4 separate regions of the Homo sapiens genome follow, and regions 2, 3 and 4 are each linked to region 1. Evidence: read pairs that join two places in POLR2A ChIA-PET (ENCODE). Cell type or tissue: OCI-LY7. All regions are shown on one strand.

The links. ChIA-PET counts read pairs that join two places held together with the same protein. Peaks named below come from ENCODE experiments on the same cell type or tissue, not always from the same donor. Only the 100,000 strongest peaks of a DNase experiment are listed, where the experiment ranks them.
Region 2: POLR2A ChIA-PET joins it to region 1 with 16 read pairs; 25 of 35 experiments call an interaction of 5 or more read pairs at or near these places.
Region 3: POLR2A ChIA-PET joins it to region 1 with 17 read pairs; 25 of 35 experiments call an interaction of 5 or more read pairs at or near these places.
Region 4: POLR2A ChIA-PET joins it to region 1 with 14 read pairs; 23 of 35 experiments call an interaction of 5 or more read pairs at or near these places.

What each region holds. Positions count from the first base shown.
Region 1 is chr3:46,485,923-46,490,922 of GRCh38, forward strand. No RefSeq gene overlaps it. Among named protein-coding and RNA genes, the nearest start is that of RTP3, 9.6 kb to the right of the region's middle. RefSeq lists enhancers at 2,658-3,434, 3,435-4,209. In OCI-LY7, CTCF peaks have their summits at 2,947 (motif pointing right) and 3,152; a DNase peak (open chromatin) is centred at 2,989; H3K4me3 peaks cover 355 bases; H3K27ac peaks cover 1,344 bases.
Region 2 is chr3:46,547,060-46,552,059 of GRCh38, forward strand. It overlaps LRRC2 (leucine rich repeat containing 2), which reads right to left. Exons shown (of 9, transcript NM_024512.5): 2 at 4,408-4,551. The coding sequence starts at 4,532. Among named protein-coding and RNA genes, the nearest start is that of LRRC2-AS1, 7.8 kb to the right of the region's middle. In OCI-LY7, no CTCF peak of the experiment used is centred here; DNase peaks (open chromatin) are centred at 62, 912, 2,722, 3,132 and 1 weaker place; H3K4me3 peaks cover 3,260 bases; H3K27ac peaks cover 5,000 bases.
Region 3 is chr3:46,539,987-46,544,986 of GRCh38, forward strand. All of the region lies in intron 3 of LRRC2 (leucine rich repeat containing 2), which reads right to left. Among named protein-coding and RNA genes, the nearest start is that of LRRC2-AS1, 15 kb to the right of the region's middle. RefSeq lists an enhancer at 4,476-5,000. In OCI-LY7, no CTCF peak of the experiment used is centred here; DNase peaks (open chromatin) are centred at 1,675, 2,055 and 2,335; H3K4me3 peaks cover 2,337 bases; H3K27ac peaks cover 4,797 bases.
Region 4 is chr3:46,558,903-46,563,902 of GRCh38, forward strand. All of the region lies in intron 1 of LRRC2 (leucine rich repeat containing 2), which reads right to left. It overlaps LRRC2-AS1 (LRRC2 antisense RNA 1), which reads left to right. Exons shown (of 3, transcript NR_073385.1): 3 at 250-786. Among named protein-coding and RNA genes, the nearest start is that of LRRC2-AS1, 4.0 kb to the left of the region's middle. RefSeq lists an enhancer at 4,015-4,516. In OCI-LY7, a CTCF peak has its summit at 3,606 (motif pointing left); no DNase peak of the experiment used is centred here.

The DNA.
Region 1 (5,000 bases):
AAACTGCAGAAGAAACAGAATGTACTAGGCTCCTGCTTGGATAGCCAAGGCCTGCTTGTTGGCCTCCCCTTTCCTCCCCCTTCCGCCACACTTGGTTGCCCTCACCTGAACCAACGAAGTTTAGTCTAAGGTAAAAGTTTAATAGTCTGCAAAATAGCTTGCTTTGTCTGTTCTTATCAGCCTGCCCAGCTACTTAGGTCATAAGTCAAATACTTAAAGAGCCCCTAAGCTAACCAGGATTGCAATGCATTGTGGGCTGCAACAAAATGCACCAAAACAACCCTAAAAACAAACAGACAAACAAACAAAACACCTGAAGCCCCTGACTAACAATCAATAGGCAACATCCAGGAAGATTGTAACCCCATAGTACTCAGCCTATTGGGAACCGGGGGAGGCACCTGCGCACTAGGGTATAAATTGCTTGTTGAAACTTTGCTGGGTGTGCCTGCATGCCACACACCCAATCTTGCAAGACCATCATTAAAAGTCTCACTTTCGCTATTCTCGGGGTCTCTGAGTCCATTCTTTGGGTTTGAATGGGGGAGTTTGTTTCTCAGAAGCCTATATTCCATCCATGAAGATGAGGTGATCTCCAGGCTGCATTAGGGAACTCATATATTCCCAGAGGAGGGAACAAAAGCAGTAGAATGAATTGCAGCTGGGAAGACTTTGGTACGATAGACACCAGAACTGCCACTCTCCACAGAGAGGGGTAAAGAAAGCTGTGGGGCCAAAAGAAGTCCAGCTCAGCCACATAGGTGGACCAAGATACCTTGTAAAGGCGCAAGTTTGGCCTCACTATCCAGCCCCCGTACCTCAACATGCACAGTGCATCTGTTGACCACAAAGACATTTCTTCATCATGGCCTGGCAGGACCCGGAGAAGACTATTTGCCTCATTTCACAAGTAAGAAAACTGGGTCTCACAAAGGAGAACTTACCTGCCCAATACATCCATGTTTTAAAATAAACTTTTTATTTTGGTATAGTTTTACAGTAAAGTTACAAAGACCGTTCAGAGATTTCCCATCCACCTCTCATCCAGTTTCCCCCATTGTTACCATCTTACGTTACTATGGTATATTTGTCAAAACTAAGAAGCTGACATTGATATGTTACTATTAACTAAATGCCAGACCTTATTTGGATTCCATCAACTTTTCTATTAATGTCCTCTTTTTTGTTCCAGAATCCCATCCAGGATACCACATTGCATTTACTTGTCATTTGTCCCAGCCTCCTCTGATCTGCTGTGACAGTTTTTGAGTTTTTCCTTAATTTTAATGACCTCAACAGTTTTGAGGAGTACTGGTCAGGCATCCTGTAGAATGTCCCCCAGTCTAAGTCTGTCTCATGTTTTTCTCACGATTAGACTGGGGTTACAGGTTGGGGGGAAGCACACTACAGAGGAGGAGCACCCTTCTTATCACAACCTATTAGAGGGTGCATTACATCCACACTGGTGATGCTCACCTTCATCACTGGGTTAAAGGTAGTATCTACCAGGTTTCTCTACTAGTTACTCTTTTTCCGTTTCCATACTCTGTTATTTGGAAGTGTCTAGCCTACCCAGAAAGAGGATGGTAGCAGCTGAACTAAGCCTCATCCCCTGGAGGGAGGACTGTCTAACATGCTATTTCAAATTCTGTTAAAAAAAAAAAAAGATTCGTCTTTGTACTCTATTTATTCAATCATTTATATCAGAATAGCCTCACTTATATTTAATACTTTGGGTTATAACACAATACAATACTATGTTAGTTATTTTGTTGTTCACATCGTTCCAGCATTGGCCATTGGGAGCTCCTTCAGGTTGGTTCCTGTGTCCCTCTGATGTGTTCCCACCCTTTTTGTTTTTGAGTACTTCCTTTCTTTCTGGTGCTACAAGATGCTCCAGGCTCTTGTATTTTATCAGTCATTTCTCCAAGGAGCCTTTGCTTCTTTTATTGGAGAAAGGTATTTAGAAACCAAGATGTGAGCACTGGGGTGTCATTGCCTCTAGGCCCTCTCAGCTGACTGAGCCAGGTAATATATGCATACATACTAAATTATTAGATATACACATATCCACATTGTTTCTGTATCTATCCATCTGTGTATATACTGAGCATCGTACTGATGTCTCCAACTGTAATCCCATCTCCAGGATTCATTCCAGCCTTCCTTTCTTGTTAATTGTAACTTTCCTCTCCCACAGTGTGAACAACCTGGCCCACCTTCTCTCATGTATTTACTTATTTGCTCATCCCCAGTACACCCATGAAGCTGTTTCAGAATCCTTAACCTGGGTACCCTTATGTAAAATAAATTTATCGACCGGGCACAGTGACTCATGCCTGTAATCCCAGCACTTTGGGAGGCCGAGGCGGGACGATCATGAGGTCAGGAGATCGAGACCATCCTGGCCAACATGGTGAAACCCCATCTCTACCAAAATTGCAAAAATTAGCTGGTCATGGTGGCATTGCCTGTAATCCAAGCTACTTGGGAGGCTTAGGCAGGAGAATCGCTTAAACCAGGGAGTCGGAGATTGCGGTGAGCCGAGATCGCGCCATTGCACTCCAGCCTGGGAGACAGAGCAAGACTCTGTCTCAAAAATAAATAAATATATATATATATATATATATATATATATATATATATATATATATTTATCAATTAGAGTACATTGTTCATAGTACCTTTCATCTTTAGCCTAATAATTTCCAGGCAAAATATTATCTTCCAATGTTATTTAGGCCAGTCCCTTCTCTCCCCCAGCCCCCACTGGTGCGGTTATATAATGAATTTGTAATAAAGTTTATATGCTTTTTATGCATTGTCTCCCAGCTCCGAACGCGTCCTTCAATATAGCATATGCGCTGACGTGGACTTCTCCAAGCATCTCTCTCCTTCAGTGAGCTCGGCAAGATTGCTCGGTAGAGGGCGGTGGAGGGACGTTGCAGGAGGAAGGGGCGCTCCTGCCATTTCCAGTGAGGGCCACGGGAGGGCGGTCCGGGTGTGAGGACTGCGGTCTGCTGCACCTGCAGCCTGGGTGTGGCGATGACCTTTTCTGCAGCCCTCTCAACACAGACCTCGGAGTCTCCGAGCAGCCTGTGTGCTCTGCAGGCCTGCTGTCCGTGCTGGCGCCCAGACTTCCTCTCCAAGCTCCCGCCTGCCCTGTGGCCCCGAAGGTTCCATGCTGAGCTGCAGCACTTCCTGCAAGCCTCCAGTGGCTCAGGCGCTCAAAAGGCCTCCTGTCCCCACTGTATGCCCATGTCACTGGTTCCCGATCCCCTGCTCCTTTGTCGGCTTACAGACAGTGGCCTGTTGCCTGCCCAACAAATTCCTGGCCAGCGCCAGCCTGACCAAACCGGTGAGAGTCCTCTGCTAGCAGGTGTGCTGACTGCACCTCCAAGAAGTCTGAACCCTTCCAAGCTTGTCCTTCCCAGGGTGCACTCCCTCAGCACGAGGATACAATGCAGTTTCTTCATTAACTCCTCTCCTGTCCTAGGATCACTCCCTCTGGGAAAGAAGACCAGCCTTGGCCCCAGAGGAATGTGTCCTAATTTAAAAAGCAGCTCAATTACTGCAGCACCTTGGGGACCAAGGCCAGTGGGATGAGAAATGCAGGTTCTGGTTCGTGCCCTGTGCCCCTGGGCTGGTGGCAGGAGCAGCGGGGCTGGTTAGCATCCCACTGTCAAACCCCAGCCTTGAACGTTCACCTGGAGCTTGGCCTGGGAGCCACTAACCATGGGTCACCTGGTCCAGGGACGTGAGACATACTCTCCACTGCCCCACAGGCAGAGCTACTCAGGCAGGGACCTGAGGCAGGCTGGTCTCAGGAACAGGTTGGCCACAGCTTCAACAGTAAGAGAGCGGGGATCACAAGAAAACCAGGCTTAAAGGAACCCAAAGTTACAAATTCACTTTCTCTCCTTTGAGTCCAGTGTGTTCTCTGTTCCCTGTGCTGATCATGGCATCCTTTGCTCAGTGATACTCTTTGCAGCATTTAGAAGGGTAGGTAGCACTCACTCTCTCAAGCCTGAACTGGAAATACTACCATAGCCAGGGTAGCTCACAACCCCAGCACAGCCACAGGACCTCTCATCCACCCTCCTTTATGTTTATAAATTTCTTTATGTTCTTAACTACAAGTGCATGATTTCCTAAGTGATGGCATTGTGGTTTTGTTCCTCACGTAAGAGGTATTTTGTTGTGTAGAAGCTCCAGCAGCTTGAATTCTTTACTCAATGCCATGATTGTGAGATAAGCCCATGTTGATCTATGTAGCTCTAGTTTAGGGAATGGCAAACCTCTTTCTGTAAAGAGCCAGATAATAAATATTTTAGGCTTTGTGGACCAAGAGGCAAATCAAAGATATTATGTAGGTCCTTATCTAGGTATAAGAAGGAAGACAAATTACCACAAAACTTTGTTGATGAAATTCAAAATGTAATATTATAATAAAATAATAATAATCAAATCAATTGTTTTGTAATACAGATCTAGAATAATGAAATTCTTTTGGGGAAAATATCAAAGTGACTATTTTTTATCTACTTCAAATATCCATCTTTATGAGTCATTCTTAGTTCTTGAGCCACACAGAAACTCGTGATGGGCCAGATTTGGTTGTGGGCCAAAGGTGACCAAACCCTACTCTAGTTCATTCATTTTCACTGCCGCATAGAATTCCACTGGATGACTCTAACAAAAGGTTTTATCTGTTCACTGGGAGGAGAGAGGAGTGTTCCAGTTGTTTCTATTTTAAAATTGTATTTCTATAAGTATTCTAATACATATCAGTATACTATACGTGCAAATGTTTATCTGGATGGTATACATACAAGTAGAATTGCTGAACAGGGCATGTGTATCTTTAATCCCAAACTGTTTCCCAAAGTGGCTGTACTAATTTCTAAGAGTGGCAGCTATATTTGTCCCTGTTGCTCCACAGGCTTATAAACATTTGGTATTTGGTCAGCAGGCTCTTCCAACACCCCTTTGAAGGCGTT
Region 2 (5,000 bases), 61 kb after region 1:
ATTTGCTGTTATGCCTGCCTGCAACCCTTGTTCTTAGATTTCTGCAGGGCTGGCTCCCCAGGTCTACATGCAAATGTCACCTTCTTAATCAGATGTTTTGCTTTTAAGAAACCATTTCAGATATTGCTGGAGTTTCATGCTTGCCATTCAACTGAGGGAAGCTGGAACATTTGAAGAAAAACATTTTGCTGACAGCACTGGCTGGCACAGCTCTATAGGTCTCAGTCCCAGTGAGCTGCGCTGGGGAAAACCACCCAGCAATCCATGAGTCAGGGCTTCAGGATCTACATATGAAGTCTATAAGTAATATAACAAAAGTGATAAATTTAAAAATATTGCCAGGTGCAGTGGTTCAGGCAGGAGGAACACTTGAGGCCAAGAGTTTGAGACCAGCCTGGGAAACAAAGTGAGACCCCTGTCTCTACAAAAAATACAAGAAAAAAAAAAGAAAGCGGGGCTGGTGGCACATGCTTGTAGTCCCAGCTACTCAGGAGGCTGAGCTAGGAAAACTGTTTAAGCCCTGGAAGTCGAGGCTGCAGTGAGCTATGATCACACCACTGCACTCCAGCCTGGGCAACAGAAAGAGACTTGTCCCAAAAAAATTACAAGAAAAAAAAAAATATATATATAACATATGTGTGTGTGTATGTGTGTGTGTGTGTGTGTGTGTGTGTCAGCACATGAAGGGATATGAATTTAAAAGCAGAAGAAAGTGCTGAAAGAGAAGTGGGCTCCTCTGGGAGAAGTTGTAGTGGCTTGGAATTGTTGCTTTTCCTTATTAGCTTTTCTGTGTGATTTAGTTTTATAACCATATGATAAAAATGAATTTTAAATATCTACCTGTAGATTTAGATCTTACTGTAGCAGTCAGGACAAGGGGCAGACTCTAGGTCAAAGACATGCTGCTAGAACTTCTGTTAGAAGCAATACCTCCAAAATTTTTAAAACCAACAGCACAGCCACTGCAAGTTCTTGTATTCACTGGGCACTTTTCAGATTAATGTCTCTAACTTTTCTTTCCTCATTTCTTAGACTGAACCTGAAGGCAGATCCTAGCAATATAATGAGATGATACCGGCTCATCCCTATGTAATATATCATTCCTATAGCACATATTACAAATTGTTATAAATATTTCACATATTTTGGTACAGCCAATATAAAATGGAGAAAAAAGAAAATTAGATGTACCCCATTAAAAATAATTATATACCAAATCTATTTTGTATTATTTCTTAAATATTTGTTGTCTTATTTTCTTTATGTCTTATTTTCCTTCTTAAATATTTTATGTCTGATTCCCTCTGAAACCTGATGAAAGGAAAGTGAAGAAGGAAATATAAACTATTTTTTTAATTCCATTCTCTTCCTTGAAAGTAATTAAAATAAATAAAATTCGTTGTCTTTTCACTCTATCACCCATATAATTCAATGTGAAATCTTCCTCTCAACTCAGTTTTAGCTGAATGCCAAATATGCAATAAACATACAAAAAAAATGCCATTAGAGTTCTTCTAATTAAATCAATAAATGTGTAAATAAAATACCTTTTCCTTAGGAAAGGAAACCACAATCCCAGCCCAGATGGCAAACAGCCTCAATGGAGAAGAAATTCTTCACTTACAGCCTAACAATAGCTCTTTTATTTCTCCCTCTAAATCAGCAGTCCTCAACCTTTTTGGCACCAGGGACCAGTTTCATGGAAGACAATTTTTCCATGGATGAGGGGTTGGGGGGATGGTTTCGGGATAAAACTGTTCCACCTCAGATCATCAGGCATTAGATTCTCATAAGCAGTGGGCAACCTAGATCCCTTGTATGCACAATTCACAAAAGGGTTTGTGCTCCTATGAGAATCTAATGCTGCCGCTGATCTGACAGGAGGTGGAGCTCAGGTGGTAATGCCCGCTTGCCCCCTGCACACCTCCTGCTGTGTGGCCCAGTTCCTAAAAGGCCAGCCCAGGGCTTGGGAACCTCCGCTCCAAATGATCAAGTTTCATTCGGAGAGAGTGATATTTCATATTTTATCTCTACTTATAATGTTTAAGTATCGGTATATACTTCATAACAACTACAGCATTACAGGATGAGATACCCTAAAGTGAGGTAACAGAACAAGCTAGGAGGTTTTATTTGTTTCAGTAAATTTAAATTAACCAAATAGTTGCCTTTTATAATCAGGCAGGCATTAATTTTTCAACATATTAATTACTCCTTTGAACAGTAAACAGATCCTGAGAAACTAAAAGTTAACCCTCAAATAGTACTAATGATCACAGTATGAATTATATTATGGAAGCTCAAAAACACCTGTAAAGAAGGCAAATTTACTACCCCCATTTCTGAAGAGGCTGAGAAACTAAGTTCCTTTCTTAAACATGCACATTCTTCCCCAGCCCTACCTCACATTCCTCCTTATCTGCCCAGCCAACTTGGTGGCTGTTTTCCTTATCTTGGGCTAGAAAAGCCAAACAAATATCCAAGAAGTTTTCTGTCTTAGGTTAAGATGAGACAGTGCACAAGCTCAATGACACTGAGCCCAAGTCAAGCTCAATCCTATGTACATGAGATGCGTGAAGCTGTTTAACACCTCAAAGAAAGACAGCGTTGAAGGGGCAGATCCCACTCCAAAGCAGATGAGAGAGCACAGTCTGCAGACCCCAGGTGTCTGCAAATGGCTCCTCTTCCAAGAACCTCAGGAAGTTGCATCAGCTACAGGTGCTTCCCTAACTCCCCTCCCCACTGCCAAGGGCGTGGGCCTCCATGCAGCAAGCTTGTTCTGCTGTAGAGTAACCCCAGATGCTAGGTGTGCGGAGGAAATCAAAGCAGGGCTGAGAGCTACTTTGGGCTCTGGGACCTTGTATGATTTATGTGAGTGTAGGTCTCTTGGATGCGTTGCCATGTGGGCTTTCTGGTTTAAGGGTTGTAATTCTTTTTTGTTGTTTTTTTGTAAAGACAGAGTCTCACTATGTTGCCCAGGCTAGTCTCAAACTCCTCAAGCAATCCTTTATGTCATATTGGACAATCTCAGATTAGTGGCAAGAGAAAAGACGTTCTAACTACCTGTGATTACAGCATTATACAGAGGCAAGGGCTTGGCCACATCTTCCACTTACCATCTGTGTGAACTTGAGCAACTTACCTAAGTCCCAACTTCCTCATCTGCAAATTAGGGATGGTGGTAACCACCTGAAACCACTGTGATGAATACAGTAGCAGCTTAATTATCAAGCATGATCAGAATAGGTATTTGTTTAATCCAAAAAGCTAATGAAGGTGGAGAACCAAGAATGTAGACACATTCACACCTTACACATCTTTTTTTTTTTTTTTTTTTTTTTTGAGACAGAGTCTCGCTCTGTCGCCCAGGCTGGAATGCAGTGGCTTGATCTCAGCTCACTGCAAGCTCTGCCTCCCGGGTTCACGCCATTCTCCTGCCTTCCTGCCTCAGCCTCCCAAGTAGCTGGGACTACAGGCGCCCGCCACCACGCCCGGCTAATTTTTTGTATTTTTAGCAGAGACGGGGTTTCACCGTGTTAGCCAGGATGGTCTCGATCTCCTGACCTTGTGATCCGCCTGCCTCGGTCTCCTAGAGTGCTGGGATTACAGGCGTGAGCCACTGCGCCCAGCCCCTACACATCTTGCTTTTAATTTAAAGTGTGCAAATATACCATCATTGGCCAACTTGATGTAGGGTTGGGACTTTCTTTGAGAATGGGTCTGCCAATGAGAATCCCATTGTGTCAATCTTATATAAACAGCACCCCTAATGCATCATCCATGAGTTCCAGTTCTGGTTTCTCCACAGGGAATAAAAATTGCAGACATATGCAAAGCCATCTTCAACCTTTCTACCTTGTAGATTTTCCAAAGCACTCAACTTGGTGTTCATATACATAACTTTCTTTTACTCATATTTCACGGCCGTATATGATAGGCAAATGACACCATTTCATCCAAGTAAAAACGACACCAACACAATGAATCTTACCTAGAATTCAGCTCAATGGGGGAGGGCTGAAGTGCACAACAGAGTAGCCCCAAGCTGCCCCAGATGGCAGTCAGATGGTGTCCAGAGCGCCAGACAGCCTAGTGAGTTAGCTCAGTGAACTCTAGCTAGGCAGCCTGCTACAGCATTTACTGTGGGGGGATTTATCGTGTCATCTCGGTCTTCCTCGTGCCTACCACAAGGGTGGTGGGTAGGTCCTTATAACCATGGGTGTTGCTATCATAGGAACTGCGTATTTGTACTGAGCAACAGTGTAAGGCTCTGAAGTTTAATGAGGAAAATTTTACCAACAGTGAGAAATCCCAGAAGAAAAGCATCCTCCTCCACAACGCAACTGTTGCCTGTCCAAATCCTTATTCACCAAACAAGCTACAAGACTAGGTTGAGAAAACACGTACTTCTCCAAGGCGCTCTTCTCAAGCCTTTCCACCTCCTTCTTCTGCCAAGCTTTGTGCTTCTTGACACGAGTTTCCCACAAGGCTCTGATGACAGAAATGTCGAAGACAACCACTTTATGTCCCATTTTGGGAGCATGAAATTACCTATTTAAAAAATATATAGATATGTCAGCTTGATACACAAACAGAAAACAGTTTTAACATAAACTTTAAAATGAAATATGAATGAATCACTTGGCTTAAGGAATGATGATATGCCTTACTACTTCAAGGATGACAGTTTGCTTTTTTTTTTTTTTTTTTTTTTTAGCTTGTTTGGCTGGTTGGGTTTTGTTTGTCTTGTTTTTATTGAGACAGAGTCTCACTCTGTTGCCCAGGCTGGAATGCAGTGGCACGATCATAGCTCCAACTGCAGCCTCAACCTCCTGGGCTCAGGCAATCTTCCTGCTTCAGCCTCCCAAGCAGCTGGGACTACAGGATCACACCATCACACCCAACTAATTTTTTAATTTTTTGTGGAGACAGGGTCTCACTCTATTGCCGAGGCTGGGAGGATGACAGTTTCCTAATGTTCTTAAGGTTTGGTAGTACTT
Region 3 (5,000 bases), 54 kb after region 1:
GCTGACCACAACGCACCATCAGCAAAGTGGCTGGAGCACAGGGTGGAGGTGGGATGAGGTGTGGAAAACTCCATGGCAGTTGAAGGGGAGGTGGAGGGAGCAATGGAGTCCATAGTGATCCTTCTTTTTTGTACTTGGTACTTGTAATGTGCTTTACAACCATTGCCCTCCTGTGTGTGGGTTAAGCTGTTAACTTGCAAAAGTGCTTTCACTCTAGTATTATCTCATGCAACAGTACCATAAGATAGGCAAAGTGGGCCGGGCACAGTGGCTCACGCCTGTAATCCCAGCAATTTGGGAGGCCAAGGCGGGTGAATCACCTGAGGTCAGGAGTTCGAGACCAGCCTGGCCAACATGGTGAAACCCCATCTCTACTAAAAATACAAAAATTAGCTAGGTGTGGTGGCGTGCACTTGTAATCCCAGCTACTTGGGAGGCTGAGGAAGGAGAATCGCTTGAACCCAGGAGGCGAAGGTTGTAGTGAGCCAAAATAGCACCACTGCACTCCAGCCTGGGTGACAGAGTGAGACTCCATCTCAAAAAAAAAAAAAAAAATTGATAGGCAAAGTGAGCCCCTTTGGAAGAGGAAAGCTGAAACCCCAAAGACATTTAAGTGAATCACTTACAGTAAGGATCCACTACTGAGTTTGCAGAGCCTAGTGCAAAATGAAAATGCAGGCACCTTGTTAAAAATTAAGAAGTTCAAGATGGTGAGCACAGAGCATTAAACCAAGCATAGGGCCCTGTGCCGCTGCTTCTGAAGCCAACTACCTAGTTACCACCTGCCCCCTTCTCGTGGCCCTGGCAAACTGTCCCGACACCTCTTGATCTGAATGGAACCCACACCACACCAGAGGGTTGCCTCCTGGAACTGAGACAAAATGAGTTGGGTCATCAGGGAGCTGACCACAGGCTCATAATCACAATCTCTTCATTGACACTTCAACGTACTGACTGTCTCATAAATAACCTCATTCCACTCTTTCAATAATGGCACACATGAAAGATTATTAAATTTCTAAAATTATGTTCATGACTATTTTCAACAAGAAAAATATTAGGATAGGCCGGGCATGGTGGCTCACGCCTGTAATCCCAGCACTTTGGGAGGCCGAGGCGGGCAGATCACGAGGTCAGGAGATCGAGACCATCCTGGCTAACACAGTGAAACTCCGTCTCTACTAAAAATACAAAACATTAGCCGGGCGTGGTGGCGGGCGCCTGCAGTCCCAGCTGCTCGGGAGGCTGAGGCAGGAGAATGGTGTGAACCCGGGAAGCGGACCTTGAAGTGAGCCGAGAATATGCCACTGCACTCCAGCCTGGGCGACAGAGCGAGACTCCGTCTCAAAAAAAAAAAAAAAAGAAAAGAAAAGAAAAATATTAGGATATCAAATGAAATAGAAATGAAAAGAATCGAGTAAAAATGACAGATTGAATGTATGCATGTACTTTTGCTCTTCTCCAAAATTCCATTAAAGACAACAGTACAGGAACTTTTTAGGTGCCATAAACCTTGCAGAAGGGCAAAGAGAAAGGGAAAGGAGACATCAGCTGCAAAATGTGGATAACCAGACAGCCGGAAGATGGTAACCTGGCTTCCCAGAGCTGCTCAATCTTAGACTAGCAGCAGAAACAACTGAGATACAACCTGGGCTTCTCACCAGAAGCCACCAGAGACTCGGCAGTAGAAGAGCCTGGTACCCCTGGAAGTGAGAGCTGAAGTCACGGCCCAAAGAAAGAGATCGGGTTCAAAGTCTGAGGACCAGAACCTTGACCCCCATCCATGCCACACAGCAATTACCTCTGCTCCCCACCAGTAGGAAGCTGAGGCTTATTCACTGGAGGAGGTTCAACAAAGTCCCTGAACTGGGGTACCTCAAGCACAGCTGAGGCAGGGGAGGTGGCAATCAGATGATGAGTGATGAATGCTGAGATTCTCTCTGCCCCAGGAACTGAGAAGATCCTTCTCTGTATGCTCCCATAGCTCCAGACAAATCATGAATGTGCATTCATGAACATTCATGAATAATCATGAATAGGAGAGGGGAGGCACCAGTGAGATGGGGACTTTACAGCAACTTCCTCAAAAGCTAAGTGTGCCCGACACACACTCAGAGCTTCTGGTCAGCTTGTTAGTGCTCTGGACAACCCAGTGTCTCCAGACCTCCAAGAAATGTCCCAACATGCAAGATAAAGACACATACCCTAAAAGAAAAAGGAAACTCTGAAACAAGAAAGCATCCCCCCCAAAAAAACTATCCAGCACTTTGGGAGGCTAAGGCAAGACAATCACTTGAGCCTAGGAGTTCAAGACCAGCCCAGACCACAAAGTGAGACTCCATCTTTAAAAAAAAATTAAATTAGCCGAGTGTGGTGGCATGCACCTGTTGGTTCCAGCTACAGAGAAGGCTAAGGTGGAAGGATCACTTGAGTCCAGGAGATAGAGGCTACAGTGAGCCATGTTCATGCCACTGCACTCCAGACAGAGTGACTAAGCAGGGCTCTGTCTCAAAAAACAAACAAAAGAAAAAAAAAGAAGAAAAGAAAAAAAAAAAAGATTGATCCCAAGATAGCTAAGAAAAGCCATTACCCTGCAAAATAAAAACAGAACAAAATTTTAAAAGCTAAGATTAAGAGATATCTGTAAAAGTGGAAAAATAAAGCCACTTCACAGAATTCATCCATTTGAAAAAACAAACAGCAAACAGCTCGGGGAAATTAAACATGTGGTAGTAAAAATGAAAAATTCTATTGCAGGGTTGGAAAATAAAATTGAGGATCTCCCCTATACGAGCAGGGTCCGGGGTCTGAGAGCTTCTGACTCAAAACAGGAGCCCCAGCCCTCAGCCCAAGCTGGCCACACAGCCTCAGCCAGCCCTAAGGGCCGCAGCAGATCTCTCTCTACCTAGTCCCTAAGGCCCCAGAAGCTCCACAGCCCATTCCTTCCCTCCTGACCTCTTGCAGGGGCCAGGCAGGCTGCCAGGTGTGACTTTGGAGGCCACAAATCCCTCACTGCCACAGAGCACTCTAAGAGGCTGAAAAATCCCTTAACACACACAGCCTTTCACTCCTTAGTCAGAGGTGAGGCCGAAGCACAAGCTCTCTGGGGGAGGAAAACGGTAACTGAAATTCACTCTAAAGAATATGTGGGGCCCAGAGTCTTCCTGGACTCTCCTGTACTCAATCACAACAGAGTACGGCTTAGGGGATGGCGTATGGGGACAAAGAGATTGCAAGTTTTGAGGACGCCATCCACCTGGTTCACAATGGAGGTCTCTCCCAGCCTGCTGAATTCTAACCATCTTCCCATTCCCTTTACCATACCGGGCACATTAAACACGCTTTACAGGCCAGGTGCAGTGACTCACGCCTGTAATCCCAGCACTTTGGGAGGCCGAGGCGGGCGGATCACGAGGTCAGGAGATCGAGACCATCCTGGTTAACACGGTGAAAACCCGTCTCTACTAAAAATACAAAAATTTAGCCGGGTATGGTGGCGGGTGCCTGTGGTCCCAGCTACTCGGGAGGCTGAGGCAGGAGAATGGCGTGAACCCGGGAGGCGGAGCTTGCAGCGAGCTGAGATCGCACCACTGTGCTCCAGCCTGGGTGACAGAGCGAGACTCCATCTCAATTAATAATAATAATAATAATAATAATAATAATAAATAATAAATACCCTTTACAATGATTTTCAAAAGGTAGATTGTGAAACATGAGGGCTCGTGACAGGTTCTCCAGGTGAACTGGACACCCTTACAGGGTAAGTGCCACACCCAGGATCGTGTTTACTGGCCAATGGTATTTAATTAACAATCCAGACATGCCTCCCTTCGTGCCCTAGAATAGGCAGCCCGTTACCTACTGATCTCAATGATGGGGATGCAAGGGAAAGAACAGTAAAGAGGTTTACAGTAATAACCTCTTGCATTTTTGGAGAACTGTATACTTTACAGAATATTCATGCACTTCATCCTCTCAATAGCACTCAGATAGGGTCAGGGCAAGCATTAGCAGCATTTTACTGATAAGAATGATAAAAACCCATAAAAGTGATATGCATTTTTATCAAATGATAAAAACCACCTCGGATCACATGGCTAATAAAAGACAGCCCCAGGTCACGCAAAATATTTAGTCTCTCCACCGAGTCCTTTTAGTCACAAAATGGCAGGGTAATAGGCTCAAGCTCAGGAATTCGAGACCAGCCTGGGCAACCTGGCAAAACCCCGCCTCTAGGAAAAAAATACAAAGCCCGGGCGTGGTGGCTCTTGCCTGTAATCCCAGCACTTTGGGAGGCAAAGGCGGGCAGATCACCTGAGGTCAGGAGTTCGAGACCAACCTGGCCAACATGGTGAAACCCCGTCTCTACTAAAAATACAAAAATTAGCCAGGCATGGTGGCACACACCTGTAGTCCCAGCTCCTCGGGAAACTGAGATCTCGCCACTGCACTCCAGCCTGGGTGACAGAGCAAGACTCTTGAACAAAACAAAACAAAACAAAAAAGACACAAAATGGCAAGATACAAAGAGATGGACGGAGGGTCCCAGGGAACCCTGTCCCGATGAAATGGGCAATAGCCCAAGTTATTATGGGACCTGAGGAAAGAAAGATGGAATTGTCTTTGCCCTGGCCTCAGAATCTCAGGACAGGAAAACCAGATAAAGGATCTGCAGAAATTCCTTTGCTGCCCTTCGGCACTTCGGCAAGTAAGTAATTGCCCACTGCCAGGGCGTTAGTTGAATGAAAGGCGCCGTCACTTAAATTGATGTTTTTTAAAGACAAAGAATTATGTTAAGGGTCTAGGGCGGGGAACAGGAGAGGAACGCATCCTGAAAGACTGTGCTGCCCAGGAGAGGGCACGTGCATCCCAGCTGCTCAGCCACAGAGGTATCCAAGTGGGTCCCATCACTGCTTCCAGGACTGCGCTGCGTTTCACTGAGGAAGGGACAGAAGAACCTCCTCTAAAGGCAAAAGCATTCATTCATTCATCCTTGGGCT
Region 4 (5,000 bases), 73 kb after region 1:
TGTAGAAAGAGATTGGGGCCGGGGAGGAAGGGAATGGGCAGTTACTGGTCAAAGGGTACAAAGTTTCAGATAGGTAGGAGGAATGTTTTGAAATCTATTGCATAGCAGGGCGACTATAGTCAATAATAAAGTATTGCATATTTCAAAATCACTGAAAGGGTAAATTTCAAATGTCTACCATAAAAATGATAGGTAAAAGAAGTGCATTTAATTTTTCTTTTACCACTTTTCTTACTCTGTTATCTTCAGCTCAGGAGTATCTAACCTGCAAAGATCTTAATTAAGGCTTTGGCTTTCGACTTAAAAGTCTCCATAAAGGAACGCTACGCATCATCCTGAAAATAAAGATCAAAGTCCACAGCCAGTGGTGAAGAAACATTAATAAGAGAATCAGTCAGCCTAGTTTTTTTGAGGAAATCTGTGCACAGATCCCAAGTCTACACATAAACCAAAAAGCCAAAGTAAAGTTAACTGTATTTGAGCAGTGTGGGCAGCCCAGCCAGCCACAGTAACTGAAGCTGGAAGAATTACTCCCTACACACAGGGCTCGTGTTCTCTAGATCAACCAGACACATCACAGACTCTGTTGTTGAGGTTCTTTCATTTCCTCAGGCCAGTTAGCCCTTGGCTAGTAGCCAGAGCTGTACATTAACTGCCCCTACATTTTTAAAATCATTGCTTATGAATTTCTATGTATTAACTTAGAGAAATGTAATTCTAGTTCCCATCTTAGAGGAATGGTCTCTTCTTAATGTCTTTGTGTTCTAAATATTTGATCATGTCAACAAAAAATGGCTTAATCATCTTTGATAAATTCCTGGAATTATGAAATTTAATTACCAAAGGCCCTGACATATTTTTAAGTAGTTATAAGTCATTACTACTCTCAGTATTTTGGTGGGAAAGAGCATATTCTGTCTGTCATCTAACCATGTTCACCATTTTCCCTGTGTTTTTAAAAAGCAGGAAAAGAAGTTCTCTTATACAATTAAGGGGGCGTTGAATGTGCCAGGATGTAAATCAGCATCTTGCGAAGTTTTGTTTGCAACATGTATAATGAAAACTGGAGACTAAGAACAGTAGGTGATGACCACATTTGCTAGAGATTTACATGTGATGTCCAGAGGTGCTGGGAAGCTATGACATACAAGATCCTAAGTGCCAGGTCCAGCCCAGCCCTTGGCATCCCATGTAGGACAGAGATAAGTCCAGACCTCTCTAGACAACTGGACAAATTTTACCTTAACCTAGAAGGTAGTAGTTCATGGGTGGGTTCTGAGACTGAGAAAGTAGTTCAAATGAGAGTCCATGTGTCAGTCCAGGGTAAGGAGGAGACCCTCCATCCAGGGGAGAAACCACACTGGGGAGCCCATAGGACACAGTTGTCAGGGACAGACACAGGTGCCAGTCCCTCAGCAGCTCAGGGGAGAGATCTCCTCACAAATTTACAAAGCTAATCTCTTCTTTGTAAAATAAACTCTAGTCAACACAATCTTTCAGGCAAAGACATAGAATGCAATGTCCTAAGCATTAACTTTCTTTAGGACTATAGAAATGTCATCATCATCATATGCTACCCCAACACAGAAAAGGGAAAAATTAACCTCTACGGGATCCAGTCAAGAGACCCTCAATACAAACAAAGCAATATCCTCTTATAGGAAACTTTACAACGAAGTAGATTCTACAAAGCAGCCTAAGTGTAAAGCTTCAGCCTGGACCCTCGTTGAATTTGACAGCAAAGTGTCATGGTTCCAAGACAGCATCTGATTCCGGTTCCCTGCTGTGGGTCTGGTTTTGTGTGGTTGTAGCAGAATTATGAGAACAAGCCTCCCTCAATTTGGGCTACACTGTCCACAGTCACAGAGCATCTTCCAGAGAAGAAAACACCTGCAATGATGAGACAGAAGGAGAACGGTGGCATCTCTCACTGTAAAGGAAAGAACACTGGGGCCACAAAGTGTCATCAGCCATGTTCCTCTCCAGTCCAAGGACTCCCAGACACTTAGTGTTCCAGCTCCTGAGTGAAAATGTTAACCATCAGCACACTCTCAAAGGTTAGATTAAGGAAAATAATGCCTGGAAAATCTTTTGTTTTAGTACAGGGCTGAGAAAACTTGATGGTAAATAATAGAGGTTTCCCAGGCCAATAAGCAAAATTGAAGATATATGTAGGCGTTTACATAACAAAGGAGAACCCTCTGGCGAGCCTCTCCCTGCTTGCCCCCAGAGAACCATCCGGAGTAGTTAGCATGTTTCATGTCCAGCTGCTGCTTGCCAAAAACATTCTCAGAACAAGAGGGACTAGCCCAAGAGGGAAAGGGCTAGTAGGTATGGTGAAAAAGGGGCAGGGTGGCTGGGTGCAGTGGCTCCCACCTGTAATCACAGCACTTTGGGAGGCTGAGGTGGGTGGATTGCTTAAGCTCAGGAGTTTGAGAGCAGCCTGGGCAACATGGCAAAACCCTGTCTTTACCAAAAATAAAAAATAAAATGAATAAATAAAATAGCTGGGTGGTGGCATGCATCTGTGGTCCCAGCTACTAAGGAGGTTGATGTGAGAGGATCACTTGGGCCTGGGAGGCAGATGTTGCAGTGAGCTGAGATTGCATCAGTGCACTCCAGCCTGGGTCTCAAAAAAACAAAAAGAGAGGGGAGAGGTTGGCAGGGGAAGGGGCCGGGGAGTGAGCCTGCTGCAGTCCATTTCTTTCTCTGCCCCAGTATCACCCAGACAGGTGCCTGTGTGTCCTTCTCTCCTCCCGTCATCACAAGTTGGATAGCTGGCTGGAAGCAAGGTGACCTACTCAGTCACCAGCTCCTGAACTGAGATTCCATTGCTTGGTTGCTAACAATAGAGTCTCCAATGTGTAGATGGCAACCAGGGTGGGCCCTGGACTGCAGCAAGGTACAGCTGGCCAGGTGGACAGGAGCTGAGAGCAGTGGGGGAGTAGAAACAGAAGAAAATACCCCAGCTTGGTCCCCAGATGCTCCAGCAGTGCCCACATTCCATATGTAAACAGGTGCCAGGCCTGCAGGTTATAGTTTACTGATCCTAGCTTTAGTGGACAATAAAATGTAAAATATTTTGCTTTGGTGGATGTGATGGTTTTAAACTATATCCACAAAGTCTTTCACATTCTTCCCTTTAAAAAGGTAGAACTTAATTCCTCCCCCCTTGAGCATGGGCTAGACTTAGTGACTCACTTCTAATGACTAGAATGTGGTGAAAGTAATGGTGTGTGGCTTCTGAGACTAGGTCTTCACTCTCTGTCAGATCACTCACTCTAGGAAGTCAGCTGCCATGTCATGATGATGCTCAAGCAGCCTTGTGGAAAAGCTTCACAAGGAGAGGAACTGAGGCCTCCTGTCAACAGCCATGAGAGGGGGCTGTCTTAAAAGCAGATCCTCCATCCCCAGTCAAGCCTTCAGATGACGGCAGCCCCTGTGGACATCTTGACCACAACTTCATGAGACCCTAAGCCAGAAACACTCAGCTAAACTGCCCTGGATTTCTGACTCTCAGAAACTGTGAGATAATAAATGTGTGTTATTCTAAACTAACAGTCTAGAATAAACTGTTATGCAGCAATAAATAACCAAGACAGTGGATTTTTATAAAAGACACTTTAAAAATCAGTCTTAACTTCTGGTGCCATCTGGTGTGCATGTTCAGCTGCCTCCTTGAATATGCACTTGGATGTCTCACACATATCTCAAAGAAACATGATGTTCTCCAAACTTGCTCCTTTAGAGTTTGTCCATCCTAGGCCTCCTTTAATTCCACACCTCAGGAATGACTCCATCATAATCTAGAAGATCTAGAAGTTACTTCTTTTTTTTTTTTTTTGAGATGAAGTCTCACTCTGTCACCCAGGCTGGAGTGCAGTGGCACAATCTCAGCTCACTGCAAACTTCACTTCCTGGGTTCAAGCAATTCTTCCTCAGCCTCCTGAGTAGCTGGGATTACAGGCAAAAGCCACCATATCCGGCTAATTTTTGTATTTTTAGTAGAGATAGGGTTTCACCATGTTGACCAGGCTAGTCTCAAACTCCTGACCTCAGGTGATCTGCCCGCCTCGGCATCCCAAAGTGCTGAGATTACAGGTATGAGCCACTGTACTCGGCCAGAAGTCACTTCTTTTGCTTCGTTTCCTCACTCTGCCCACCCACTATGCAGATAGTATGCACACACACACATGCATGCACACACACACACATTCATCCACACCTCCAGTTATCACCTACATCTTAGAGGGCATGCATTTCTCACCACCAACTAGTGTCACGCCTTGCCTCAGTTGGGGAAAGGCCCCCTAATTGGTCTCCTGGCTTCCCACTCAACCCCATCTTCTACTCAATAGTGAGAGTCACTTTCCAATGAGAACTAGATCATGCCACCACCTGGCACAAATCTCCCCAAGGCCTGCCTTTGAAATGAGAATGAGATCCCAGCTTTCCACAGAGGCAGTGAGCCCCTGGCATGGTCTGCCCTCGGCCTGCCCATCCCACCTCACCCCTCCTGCTCCCCTCCTCTGTGCTTATCCACCCCACGCCTCTTCCCCCTCAGAGCTCAGCACACACTGCTCCCTCAGCCTAGAGCATTCCTCCCCAAGTCACATGGCTTCCTCCCCACACCCCTGGAACCCACCTTAAATGTTTTCTCCTGTCTGGCCTTCCCAGCCTCCTCATCTAAAGTAAACCCGCCTGTTATTTTATTTCTCAGTCTACTGTTTATTTGCATCACAATACTTCATGCAAGTTAAAGTATTTGATTCATTATATTTTGTCTGTCCATGGACCAAGCCATAGACGAGCCACAGTTTACTGACAGGAGCAGCCACTTGGGAGTCCCCAGACTTGGGTTCACACACCGGCCCCCATGAGTTCAGCTGAGCAGGTCATACTGTAGCATACGATGGGAACTGGTGGGGCCTCTCCATCACCTTGTCCAAGCCCCTGCAGACAGAGGTGTGCTATGGCCATCAAATGAGGGGGTTTTGAGT